Linked DNA regions of Homo sapiens: region 2 is linked to region 1. A link is a loop called in an ENCODE intact Hi-C map of the cell type or tissue named here. Cell type or tissue: Panc1. All regions are shown on one strand. Each heading gives the region's core, and the rest is flanking DNA. Links, peaks and the distances in the headings are about the cores only.

Evidence for each region. A loop is a pair of places that touch in the nucleus more often than their neighbours do. Peaks named below come from ENCODE experiments on the same cell type or tissue, not always from the same donor. Only the 100,000 strongest peaks of a DNase experiment are listed, where the experiment ranks them.
Region 2: a loop joins it to region 1, with 6 times the contacts of the local background. A loop is called at or near these places in 5 of 110 quality-filtered maps.

Annotation. Positions count from the first base shown.
Region 1 is chr11:34,895,572-34,903,407 of GRCh38, reverse strand. The region is part of intron 1 of APIP (APAF1 interacting protein); the gene reads left to right. Among named protein-coding and RNA genes, the nearest start is that of APIP, 17 kb to the left of the region's middle. In Panc1, for the core only: CTCF peaks have their summits at 3,996 and 4,196 (motif pointing right); no DNase peak of the experiment used is centred there; H3K27ac peaks cover 2,403 bases.
Region 2 is chr11:34,495,364-34,499,363 of GRCh38, reverse strand. The region is part of intron 2 of ELF5 (E74 like ETS transcription factor 5); the gene reads left to right. Among named protein-coding and RNA genes, the nearest start is that of ELF5, 16 kb to the left of the region's middle. RefSeq lists an enhancer at 2,717-3,216. In Panc1, for the core only: no CTCF peak of the experiment used is centred there; no DNase peak of the experiment used is centred there.

The DNA of each region.
Region 1 (7,836 bases), core at 1,806-5,805:
TTTGTAAGAGCTATTAGCTCAGCTAATTGAGCACTTGTGCCTGGAGGGAGAGATGCACTTTTGGTGACGTCATTTAGAGTGACCATTGCATATGCATACTCCTTGTTCTACAAAAGAGCTCCCATCTGTGGAGAGGGTCCAGTCTGAGTTCTCTAGGGAAGTTTCCCCAGTATCTTCCCTTGCTGCATAGGTCTGTACTATGACTTGTTCATAATCATGCACAGTTTCCCCAGTTTCCTTGGGGAAGAAGGTGGCTGGATTTAGATGAGAACAAGTCTTTAATTGGATGTTGGAACCTTCTAACAGCAGGGCCTGATATGTAAGGAGTCGGCTGTTAGCCCAAAGGCTCCCCTGTAGAGTGCAGTAGTCCTGCCATGTTATGTGGGGTGTAAACAGTTAAATCATTTCCCAGGATTATAAACAGTTAAATCATTTCCCAGGATTAGTTTGGAGGCTTCTGGGACCAGTAGAGCCACTGAGGCAATGGCTTGGAGACATGCTGGCCATCCTTTAGCCACCAAATCATGTTCCTTACTTAGGTAACCCATTGACTGTTGAGCTGGTCCTCGGGCCTGTGTTAAAACTCCCAGGGACATTCCCTTCTTTTCTGACACATACAGATTGAAGGCCTTCCCTACAGGAAGGCTGAGGGCTGGCACCTTGAGCAAGGCTTGCTTTAGCTGGTTGAAGGCCTTTTGAGCTTCAGGTTCCCAGGTTAAAAGATGAGTTTTAGCTCCCTGAGTTTCTTTTATGAGGTTATATAATGGACGGGCTATTTCACCATACCCAGGTATCCATAGTCTACAAAATCCTGTAATGCCCCAAAATCCTCTTAGTTGCTTGAGGGTTTGGGGGTGAGGGAAGGAGGAAATAGGCTTAATCCTCTCTTCCCCTAATACTCTGGTCCCCTTGGACAGTACTAATCCTAGATACTTCACTGAGGTTTTGCAGAGCTGGGCCTTGGATTTTGAAACCTTATATCCTCTGTTAGCTGAGAAGTTGAGAAGAGCTTCGGTGCCTTCCTGAGAAGCTTCCTCAGTTGGGGCACAGAGCAGAATATCATCAACTAATGCAAGACCCTAACTTGAGGATGAGAGAACTCAGAAATGTCTTGTGACAGTGCCTGTCCAAACAGATGAGGACTATCTCAAAATCCCTGAGGCAGCACCGTCCATGTTAACTGGGCAGTCTGGACGGAAGGAAATCCTCAAAGGCAAACAGGTGTTGAGAATCAGGATGTAATGGTATGCAGAAAAAGGCATCCTTTAAATCTAGGACTGTAAACCATTTAGTTCCCTCAGGTATTTGAGTTAACAGGGTATAGGGATTAGGTACCACTGGATGCATTGGAACTACAGCTTCATTAATGAGGCAAAGGTCCTGAACTAGTCTCTATTCCCCACTGGGCTTCTGCACTCCTAATATTGGGGTGTTGCAGGGGCTATTAAAGGGTTTGAGGAGGCCCTGCATCTTTAGGTTATTAATAACGGCTTCTAGCCCTTTCCTAGCCTCTGGGCTCAGGGGATACTGTCTCTGGTTAGGAAAAGAAGTGAGATCCTTAAGATAGATCTGGACTGGCCTAGTGGTTATAGCTCGACCTATCCTTCCTTGAGTTGCCCACACTTGTAGTTTAATGTTAGCTTCCATCGGGGGAGACAAAGAGTTTGTCCTGGGGCTGTATGGATGCTGGCCCCCATGCAAGCTAGACTATCTCTTCCTAATAAAGGAGCAGGACTTTCAGCCATGATTTTAAAAGCATGTGTAAATAGTAGGTCCCCCCATCTGCAGGTAAGAGGTTGAGAAAAATATCAGGTTAGAATTTTTCCTGAGACACCCCTTATAGTCATACTATGGGAAGAGGGGAGGCCTGGATTAGAGGAGAAGAGAGAGACTGGCTCCAGTATCCAGAAGGAGATCTACCTTCCTTCCTTCCTTTGATTTCCAGAATCACCCAAGGTTCCTGTGCTGTAATGGCAGTCTGAGTCGCTGGAGCTAGGGGTTTGAGCCCCCGGGACCCATCAGTCTTGCTGGACCATCTGTGAGACTGGTTCTGAACCCAGTGACCTCCGTCTCTGGGGGCAGATCTGTCTCCAGTGGTCTCCGCCACAGGCTGGACAGGGTCGAGGTGGCTTTGTCTTGCTACCTGGACATTCTTTCTTAAAATGCCCTGATTTGCCACATCGATAACAGCTAGTGGATGCACCTTGGGGATTCTGGACTTTGCAAGCTTGCACCACTGCTACTAGAGCCTCTGTTGTTTTCCTGTATTTTCCTTTCCTTTTATTGGGCTTCCTCCTGATCCCTATTGTAAAAGACCGAAGTGGCTTTCTTAGGAGGTTTTCTAGGGTACTATCTGGCCCTATAGCTTGCTTTTATAGTTTCCTTTTAATATTGGGAGCTACCTGTGTAATAAACTTGTCCTTGAGAATGAGCTGTCCCTTGATTGAATCGGGATAAATAGGTATGTTTTATTAGTGCCTCTCTCAGCCTTTCCATAAAGGCTGTGGGATTCTCGTTTGGTCTTTGGTCTATCATGGACAGTTTAGAGTAATTGAGAGGTTTGGCCCTGGTTTTCCATGGGCCCTCTAATACACACCTTAAAAGTGCTTCCTTTTCCATTCATTTCCTGAGTTACTGGTGTTCCAGTCAGGGTTGTCTACCAGAACTGCTTCCTTTCCTAGTAGGAATGGAGTTTCCACTTCTTCCTCACCTTCCCTATCTCCTCTTTGTCTCCTCGGTTTGCTACAGGAGGCATGTTGCTCATCTCCATATTTTTCTGCTGCCTGCAGAACTTTCTGCTTTTCAGCTTCAGTGAGGGTCTGACGTAGCAGCAACGTAACATCCCTCTATGTGAGGTCAAATACCTGAGTTAAATTTTGGAAAATTTCTATATACCTACCTGGGTTGTCAGAAAATCGGCCTAAGTCTCCCTTTATTTGCTTAAGGTTCTGTAATGAAAGGGAACTTGAACCCTCATGGCACCATTCCCATCAAGCACTTCCTGCAGCAGTAAGAGTGAAATGGGGAGAGTAGGATATACTGGAAATGGTGGAGCTAGAGGAGCTGATGGTACAATTGGAGGGGGACTGGAAGCATTGGGACATTCAATAGCTGTCTCAGATTGCTCCTTTGGAACCTACTTTAGCTCTGGGAAAGGCCTATGGGCTTGCCTGCCATGGCTGGTAAAAGAACTGGGTCAGTTGTCCAGGACTTGTAAAGGTCTGGGTTTCACAGGGCAAAGAAAGTCTATACATAGGGGACCTCAGTCCATTTGCCCTTCTGTCTATAGAAAAGATCTAACTGTTGGATGACATTAAAATCAAGGCTCCACCAAGCAGGCCAGGTTTGTCCATCTCCAAGATGATAAGAAGGCCATGCCCTTGTGCAATAGACTATGAGGCATTTTTTCTTCAAAGTCTCAGGGTTGAAGCAGTCCCAGTGTTTTAAAATCCACTCCAGGGGACCACATGCTAAAGATGATCTGTTACCCGTTTAGAAAGAGAAGTGAGAATAAAAGTGTCCTTTTAGTCTCCTTCCTTTCTGTATATGACCCAGGGTGGAGAAGAAAACAGTGGGGGCGTCCCCCAACTATTTTCCCTCGCTAGTTCCTAGGTCCCACCTCCCTGTTAAATGTGCTGCCCATGACTGTAGGTGTGACCCTCCAAGCCATGGCACCAGAGGAACTAGACTTTTGGGCCTAGTCGCACTTCCCCAAGCAGCTCTAGTCCTCTGCTTATATTTCCCTTCAACCTCCTAGACTTCTGCGACCTGTGTACCTCCCTAAAAAAAACAGATCTCAAGAAAAACTACGTAATTGGGCAAGGCCCCTTTAATGGAGGGGGTATGCTAGATTGAACTCTATATCCTGCTATTATGGCCCATGCTAAAGCATTTACCCTTAGAAAAATGGTTCCGGTTAACTTCTGGACTTAAAATCCCCTTACTAGCTCAGTACTACCTTAATCAGAGACAGAATAGGTGCCTTAAAGGAACGTAGGAACCAAACGGCCATTTTCCTGCTGATGGGACAATATTGAGACTAAAATTTGGCCACAGAAGACATTTAACTCCTATCTGTTGAAAGCAGAATTTTCCTGTTCACAGAAGAGGCTTAGAGCCCGATTTCTAGTGGTGCAAAAGGAAGCTGCAGTGTTACCATAAAAGAAAAAAAAATGTGCCTCATGAAGATTTCTGTTTCCACTAGGTGGCACTGTTGGTTTAGAAATACTATTTGCTCGAGGCCGGGCTCAGTGGCTCACGCCTGTAATCCCAGCACTTTGGGAGGCCGAGGCAGGTGGATCACTAGGTCAGGAGATTGAGACCATCCTGGCTTGTAATCCCAGCACTTTGGGAGGCCGAGGCAGGTGGATCACTAGGTCAGGAGATTGAGACCATCCTGGCTAACACGGTGAAACCCCCATCTCTACTAAAAATACAAACAATTAGCTGGGCGCGGTGGCGGGCGCCTGTAGTCCCAGCTACTCGGGAGGCTGAGGCAGGAGAATGGCGTGAACCCGGGAGGCGGAGCTTGCAGTGAGCCGAGATCACGTCACTGCACTCCAGCCTGGGCGAAAGAGCGAGACTCTGCCTCAAAAAAAAAAAAAAAAAAAAAAAAAAAAAACCAAAGAAAGAAATACTATGTGCTCGCCAGAGTAGTAGTAGAGAGACCTGGAAATGCCATGCACTCTCCAGACCAAGGGCAGAGAGAGAGACGCTCACTCTGGGTGGGAGCGGGGAGGAGGGGGAGGAAAGGAACCCTCTGTTCCTAGAAGATTGCAACAGCATTCCTGAGCTAAACTCCTGGTTACTAAATTCCCGCACATCAGAGAGAGAGAGAGACTGTGGATAGAAAAAGAAGGAGAGTTTTGTGACAGGATAGCTGGGGATTCTCTGCCAAAACCCGAAATGGGCTGTTGGAGGCTGGGTCCGACCCAGAGGCCTTTGAATAACGCCAGGGTGTGTCCTGGCCAGAACTTTCCCAGCCTCACGCGATGGTAAGGTTTCCCCGTGAAAGGAAACTGATTCGAAACACGGCCGACACTCCCAATGACCCGTGGGTATTGAGGGGGGTTCTCCGTGTTCTCCACCAGCAAGCCTAACATCTGAGGCCTTAGAATGGCAGTCGTGATAAGCATATTTTTAACCAGCTGAAGGATGCCTGTTGATTGATTTGATTTGATTTTAAAATAGAGGCCAAGAGCCCCTCAGAATGATAGAACAGATTTTAAGCTTGCTCCTATACTCACCATCCGATGAATGTTGTACCTCGGATTCTTGGCCAACACACCAAAATGATATGGCTCTGATAACTGAAGGAACACCAGGGCCCTTTGTCTCGCACCAATTTAGATAAATAACATGGACACACGTGGAGTGGTTTTAAGGAATGGAGAGTTTAATAAGAAAGAAGAAAGAAGCTCCCCTGTACAGAGATGGAGGGTGGCTCCAAGCAGAGAGAGAAAACCCCAAGTGGAGCGGGAAAACAGTCGGTTCTATTAGGAGGCTGGAGGAGGTGGTGTCTGATTTTCATAGGGCCCAGGGGATTGGTTTGACCAGGTATGTCACTCAGGTAGCCCACGAAAAAAACTAGCCTTCCCACCCTAGCCTTTTAATATTCAAATACAGGCCACCATGATGTTCTGCACACGTGAAGATATCTGGGGTGGCCATGATGCTTGACACACATGGTGACAAGAAGAGGGTGGGAATCACCATATTGGATGGACCCGGTTTCTAATGGCTGGCATTTGCACATCAAAGCTTGCTATCCTGGCCCTTTAAGCTGCTTTTCTGCTAGAAAAGAAATGTTTTTGGAGCTGCATTATTAAAAGAAAAAAAAAAACCTTACTAAGCTGCATTATTAAAAGAAAACAAAACCTTACCAACCTTACCCTCTCTGTCTAAAATAATTTCTTAATAACTCCTATAATAGTTTTGCTATTTTAATTCAAGAATTTTCAGCTCTTTAAAATGAAAAGGAAACTGACATTGTGTCAGATTTCATGCTGACTGCATTATGTCCATTGTATCTCATTTTAATCCTCACAGCATTTTCATTGTGTGGATAAGTAAACTGACACCCAAAGTCATGTAGGCAATAAATCCAGTAATGTGGATTAGACTTTTAAGTCAGCTAACTCCAAGTCTAAGTTGAATCAGAACTTTTAGAAATTTCTAGATTCTCAAGTTTTTAATTTTATATTTTGAAGTTTACTCCATCAGTCATCATTTGTAATACTTAAAATGAGTAAGTAGAACATTAGCACTAAATCTGGGGAAAAACACCACAATTTCAAGTATTCAGCTAAGTAGCTGAGAATTCAACCTGTTAAATAATGATCGCTTTTTGAACTCAAAGATGTTTTTCCCCCTTTACCCAGTGACCGGATCTGTAAAGGCATGCTTCCTTGTTGTGATTTTCTCCACAGTGAATCTCATTTTGTTCACTGTTACCTTGAAGGTAGACCTCAGTGGGGTCTCCAGTTTATGTGGGGATTTTTCATTAGGTTTCCTGGAATTGATCAGGCCCTGGGTTTTGTCTCATGCTTCTAGTGGCTTACATGGCTATCAAAATTGAAGTTCAAGGTCACCAGAGTTTTGCAATACCTTCAGGAACATTCTGGCTTTGGCGCTCACTTCTCTCCCAGGTAGTCTCATTTTCCTTTGTTGTTGTTGTTGTTGCTTTATTATGCTTTTAAGTTCTGGGATACGTGTGCAGAACTTACAGGTTTGTTACTTAGGTATACACGTGCCATGGTGGTTTGCTGCACCCCTCAACTCATCATCTATGTTAGGTATTTCTCCTAATGCTATCCCTTCTCTAGCCCCCCATCTGCTGACAGGCCCTGGTGTGTGATTTTCCCCTCCCTGTGTCCATGTGTTCTCATTGTTCAAATCCCATTTATGAGTGAGAACATGCAGTGTTTGGTTTTCTGCTCCTGTGTTAGTTTGCTGAGAATGATGGTTTCCAGCTTCATCCATGTCCCTGCAAAGGACGTGAGCTCATCCTTTTTTATGGCTGCATAGTATTCCATTGTGTATATGTGTCACATTTTCTTTATCCATTCTATCATTGATGGGTATTTGGGTTGGTTCCAAGTCTTTGCTATTGTAAATAGTGCTGCAGTAAACATACGTATGTGTCTTTATAGTAGAATCCCAGTAATGGGATTGCTAGGTCAAATGGTATTTCTGGTTCTAGATCCTTGAGGAATCGCCACACTGTCTTCCACAATGGTTGAACTAATTTACACTCCCACCAACAGTGTAAAAGCATTCCTATTTCTCCACATCCTCTCCAGCATCTATTGTTTCCTGACTTTTTAATGATCGCCATTCCAACTGGTGTGAGAGTCTCATTCTCATTTTTTATGGCCCCTGTGAAACTTTACTTTCTTGCCAGCTCAACAACTTATTTTGAAATATTTTAAAAAATAATTTATTCAGCATTTGTACTTATTTTTAAGATAAGGATTGTATATTATACTGCCCAAAATGGAATTCATTGTATTTCTTCTTCATTTATTTATTTATTTATTTATTTTTGTTTTCATTAATTTAAACCACAAAAAAGCAGGAGAAAATGGTGTGGGCTCTTTTTTCTAAAGAAGTAATCATTGGACTTATAAAAATAACACTTGATATTTATCTGTCTGTATACACACACATACACTCATAAACACGTATCTTCATAAAATGGGTTAAGCAAGTATTAATTGAGGTTGTTTCTTAGTGTTTTTTGTAATTTGCTTCACTTTATTTTCTATAATGAGTATATATTGCTTTTTCAATAAGAGAAACTAAAATCATTGTGGGAAAAAGGACTTTTTTGGAATA
Region 2 (4,000 bases), core at 1-4,000, 400 kb after region 1:
AGGCTGAGGCAGGAGGATTGCTTGAGCCCAGGAGGGTGAGCCTGCGGTGAGCCATGTTCGAGCAACTGCACTCCAGCCCGGATGACAGAGTGAGACCCTGTCTCAAAAAAACCAAAAATCAAAATTTTCCCTCAAAATTTTTGCTTTGAGTGAGGCTCCAAGAAAATGAACAGTGTGGGTTCCAGGATCTTTATATAGGAAGGGCTTAGGGACAACAATCCATTTGGAAGAGATGGCCAAAGGACATGTCTGGAAATGATTTTTTTTTTTTGGAAATGGAGTTTCCGTCCTATCACCCAGGCTGGAGTGCAATGGCGCCACCTCGGCTCACTGCAACCTCCACCTCCCGGGTTCAAGCAATTCTCCTGCCTCAGCCTCTCAAGTAGCTGGGATTACAGGCGTGCACCACCACGCCCGCTAATTTTTGTATTATTAGTAGAGACAGGGTTTCACCTTGTTGGCCAGGCTGGTCTTGAACTCCTGACCTCAGGTGATACACCTGCCTCAGCCTCCCAAAGTTCTGGGATTACAGGTGTGAGCCACTGCACCCGACCTGGAAATGATTTTTTAAGAACACTGCATAAGATTGAGAAGACATCAGTTATCTATAACAAAGAAGGAAGTGGGGGATTAATGGACTCACCCTCTGATCTTTCTCTTGAAGATGCATAATGAATATTATGTGACTTTCAATTACCTGCTCTGTGCACCCTGGGGATACAGCACCACCACCATCACCCTCTCCTCTGCTCAGTTTCAGAAGCTTGAGTCTTGTGTGTGTCCTGATGATTAAGAATTTTACAAAGTCACACAGACTCGCCTGTGTCCCCAGCTTTTAAACCAAAGATGGCAGCATTAAGGGACCTAACTCAGGCTGGCAATGCAAAGACAAATTAGCTAGGTTTGGTTTCTAAGCTTGGTTTCTAATATAACTCCTATTTTTTTATGAAGAAAATAAACCGAAGGTCTAGAAAGGGACAAAGCAGCTGGCTTACACATTAAAAAAAAAAATTAGAAGTGTTTGAAGGAATGTAATTAAAGTGGTGACACGGGAAGCCCAGGAGGTAACCCTAATATTGACAAGTATAAGTGGATGATATTTAATGAGCACTTGCCATATGCCTGGCCCTGTTCTAAGTACTTTCCATGTATTAATTTACATAATCCTTTTAATAGCCCAGATAAGTAGGTCCTATTATTTTTATTTTGCAGACGAGTCCAAGGAGGCAGGACCACTAAGTGTGAGAGACCATGTGCCCTTTCAACTTTGAAGGGGAATTCAAAATATAGGAATCCTGGTTTCAAGTTTGAGAACAGTGATTTTCAAGGAGCTTCCTGGAGCTAATACCTTCACCTCCACTCCCAGTAAAACAGGGTTGCTTTTTTCCAGATAAGTTTTAACTTGAAGAAAATATTATTCAACCATAAAAGAATCCTTCAAAGTCTTAGCATGCCCACTCCAAACAATAATCTTGAAGGAGACAAGTGGCCAAAAGCCTGTCAGATTGTTCATCACAAAGTGATGGCCAGGAGTGATCCAGCCCATGAAGACATTTTGACTGGGCTTCCCGTGGTGTTTTGTAAAAACCAAGCCAGTTGCCACACTTGAAAATAGAAATCAGGAGATTTCAGTTAGCAATCTGGTCCTGGCAACACAAGGCCCACCTTTCCACAAGGCAAGGGGTCGGGTAGCCATTGTGCACTTTGGCATGAACTTTCCAATCCCCACTGTCTCCACATGGGGCCACTTCAGGCATAGACATTATCTGCTGACCCTGCGGGCATCTGGTGCACCCACCCAGCTCTGAAAGCTAAAGTCCTCCTTCTGAATTTAAATGCATCTCAGATTATAGCATCACTTGTGAAAATTCCCCTAGAATTTCTGAAAACTCCCTCTAGTTCAATTCTTCCTTCCAATGCAGCTGGCCCTGAAACAAGTGTCCTGACCCACTTCAGACTTCAAAGGAGCTGGCAGAGCCTGCTGCTTAATAATAGTGACCTATGGGCATTCAGATCAAGCCTACCAGGCCCATGATGGTCTACTGGTCGACATAGGCAGAAGGGCCTCATGGCTCAACTTTCCCAAAATGTTGAGATTATTTTATAAATGATAGAAGCGTTGAGAAAAACACTTTACATTTCCAGACAACACAACCCATTAAAAATAATATATTCTGCGGGTATATAACCCCTTATTTGATTGCCCTGAGTTCATGTCTTCCAAGTAGCAAAAGGGTCTTCTTCATGTCTTCATTAAGGTTCTAAACACTATCATCTTCAGTCTCTCCATCCTCTTTCTGATTCTTCAAAGCTAGATTGTATTTTTTATTTTTTCTAGTCAGGCTCTGCTTATCCATTATTTATAATTACAATTACACATATCTACCTTCATCCAAATCTTGCTTTAGTCAGTCTTGAGATGTGTGCCCAACTTGGTCCTCCTCAACCAAGAAGAGTGGGGCGTGGTAAGAGGGAAAATGCCACTTTTCCCTCTTCAGTAGCTCCTTTACTGACAGGCCGCGTGACCTTACAGGGGTCCCGTCAGTCCCCGGAACGGCAATCTCCTCACGTGTAAAGTGGAGAGAGTGACTGTCAGTCACCTGGTCAGTCAGTCACACTCACTGAGGTAGGCCTGTGGTGGGCTAGGCCAGGCTCCAAGCACTCCTGGTTCAGGGCGAGCAAAAGCTCTAGGTCTGGAGGGGAGGGATGAGGAGGACGCCTGATGGGCACTCAGTGAGGAGGAAGAGACCTCTGCGAGGGGGAGTGAGGATGAGCAGAGATTCCTCAGGAGAAGGCAGATGGGGACCACGTTCCATCCAAAGAGAAGTCGCTGTGGGAAGACTCTGGGCCGTGGAGCCTCCTGAAAGAGAAGAGCAGGAGAGGGGCTGGTGAGGAGGGGCTGACAGCGGCGTCCCTCGTCTGGGCAGCCTCCGCTCTGCCACTCTCCTCCCGTCCTGAGGATGGGACCCCCGGAAAAGAGGCCTGCCATGGCACCCAGAGCAGCCATTTTCCTCCCAGTTCTGGGGCTTTGGAAGGAGCTTGCGGATGAGGAGAGGGAGCCTCCGCAGGGCTCTGGCTCCCCTCCAGGGGCCGAGGCCGCACACAAAGCCGCTCTGTGGGTGAGCTTCAAAGCAGAGCGCCGAGGAGCAGGGAGCCAGCGCCAGCAACACCTCCCCGGTGTGGGGCCGACTCCCCGCCTGGGCGTTTCTCCGAATCCTTGAGGCCCCCTTGGCTTCCGCAAACAATATGGCCCTCTTCAAGTGCCAAAGAAAATAACAAGGGGGTGGAAGCAGAGAGGGGAGGGGAGGGAAACGGGAACAGAGCCTTGGCGAAACCTTTCCATGAAATCAACTGTGCCCTCCGACGGCCGCACACCGATGGCCATCTAGGGCAGGGCCCGCAGCTGAAAAATGTCAAGGCTCATAAACATCTCTCACAGGACGCCAGTAAAGTCCAAAAGGCCCCTCAGGTTTACTAAAGCCAGAAATCAGTAGATGAAAGCTCAGGCCGAACTCAGGAATGGCCCCTTGTTCTGCCAGGAACCCCTGCCTGCCCTGAAGAGCCCCCACGGGCCTGGTAAGCCAGCTCCAGCCAGTGGCCAGTGAGCAAGACCTGAGTCATCGGTCTCACCGGCTCCCTGGCTCTTCCTATCTGCCAGGTAGAGGCTACGACATCAGCCTCAAGCACCCTGGCACAATATTGACGCTTTGATCTTAATGCATATAAAATTCTGAAAATTTTTAAATAAAATAAATCAACTGCCCCTCCACCCACCCTTCGGTGGTAAAAGAGATCTCTGGAAGACCTTTGAGTTTTAAGGGGAGCCTCTATTTCCTTTTTTGTGGAATAGCCCAATTACACCTACTGGATAGGATTGTTGAGGGGACCTGAGAAACTTGAGACGACAAGAACGCGTAGCGCCTCGGCTGGCTGAGGGTGCTGAGTGAGTAGTAGCACCTGACAGGCAGAGGACCCACCTCCTGCCTGGAATCATCAGCAA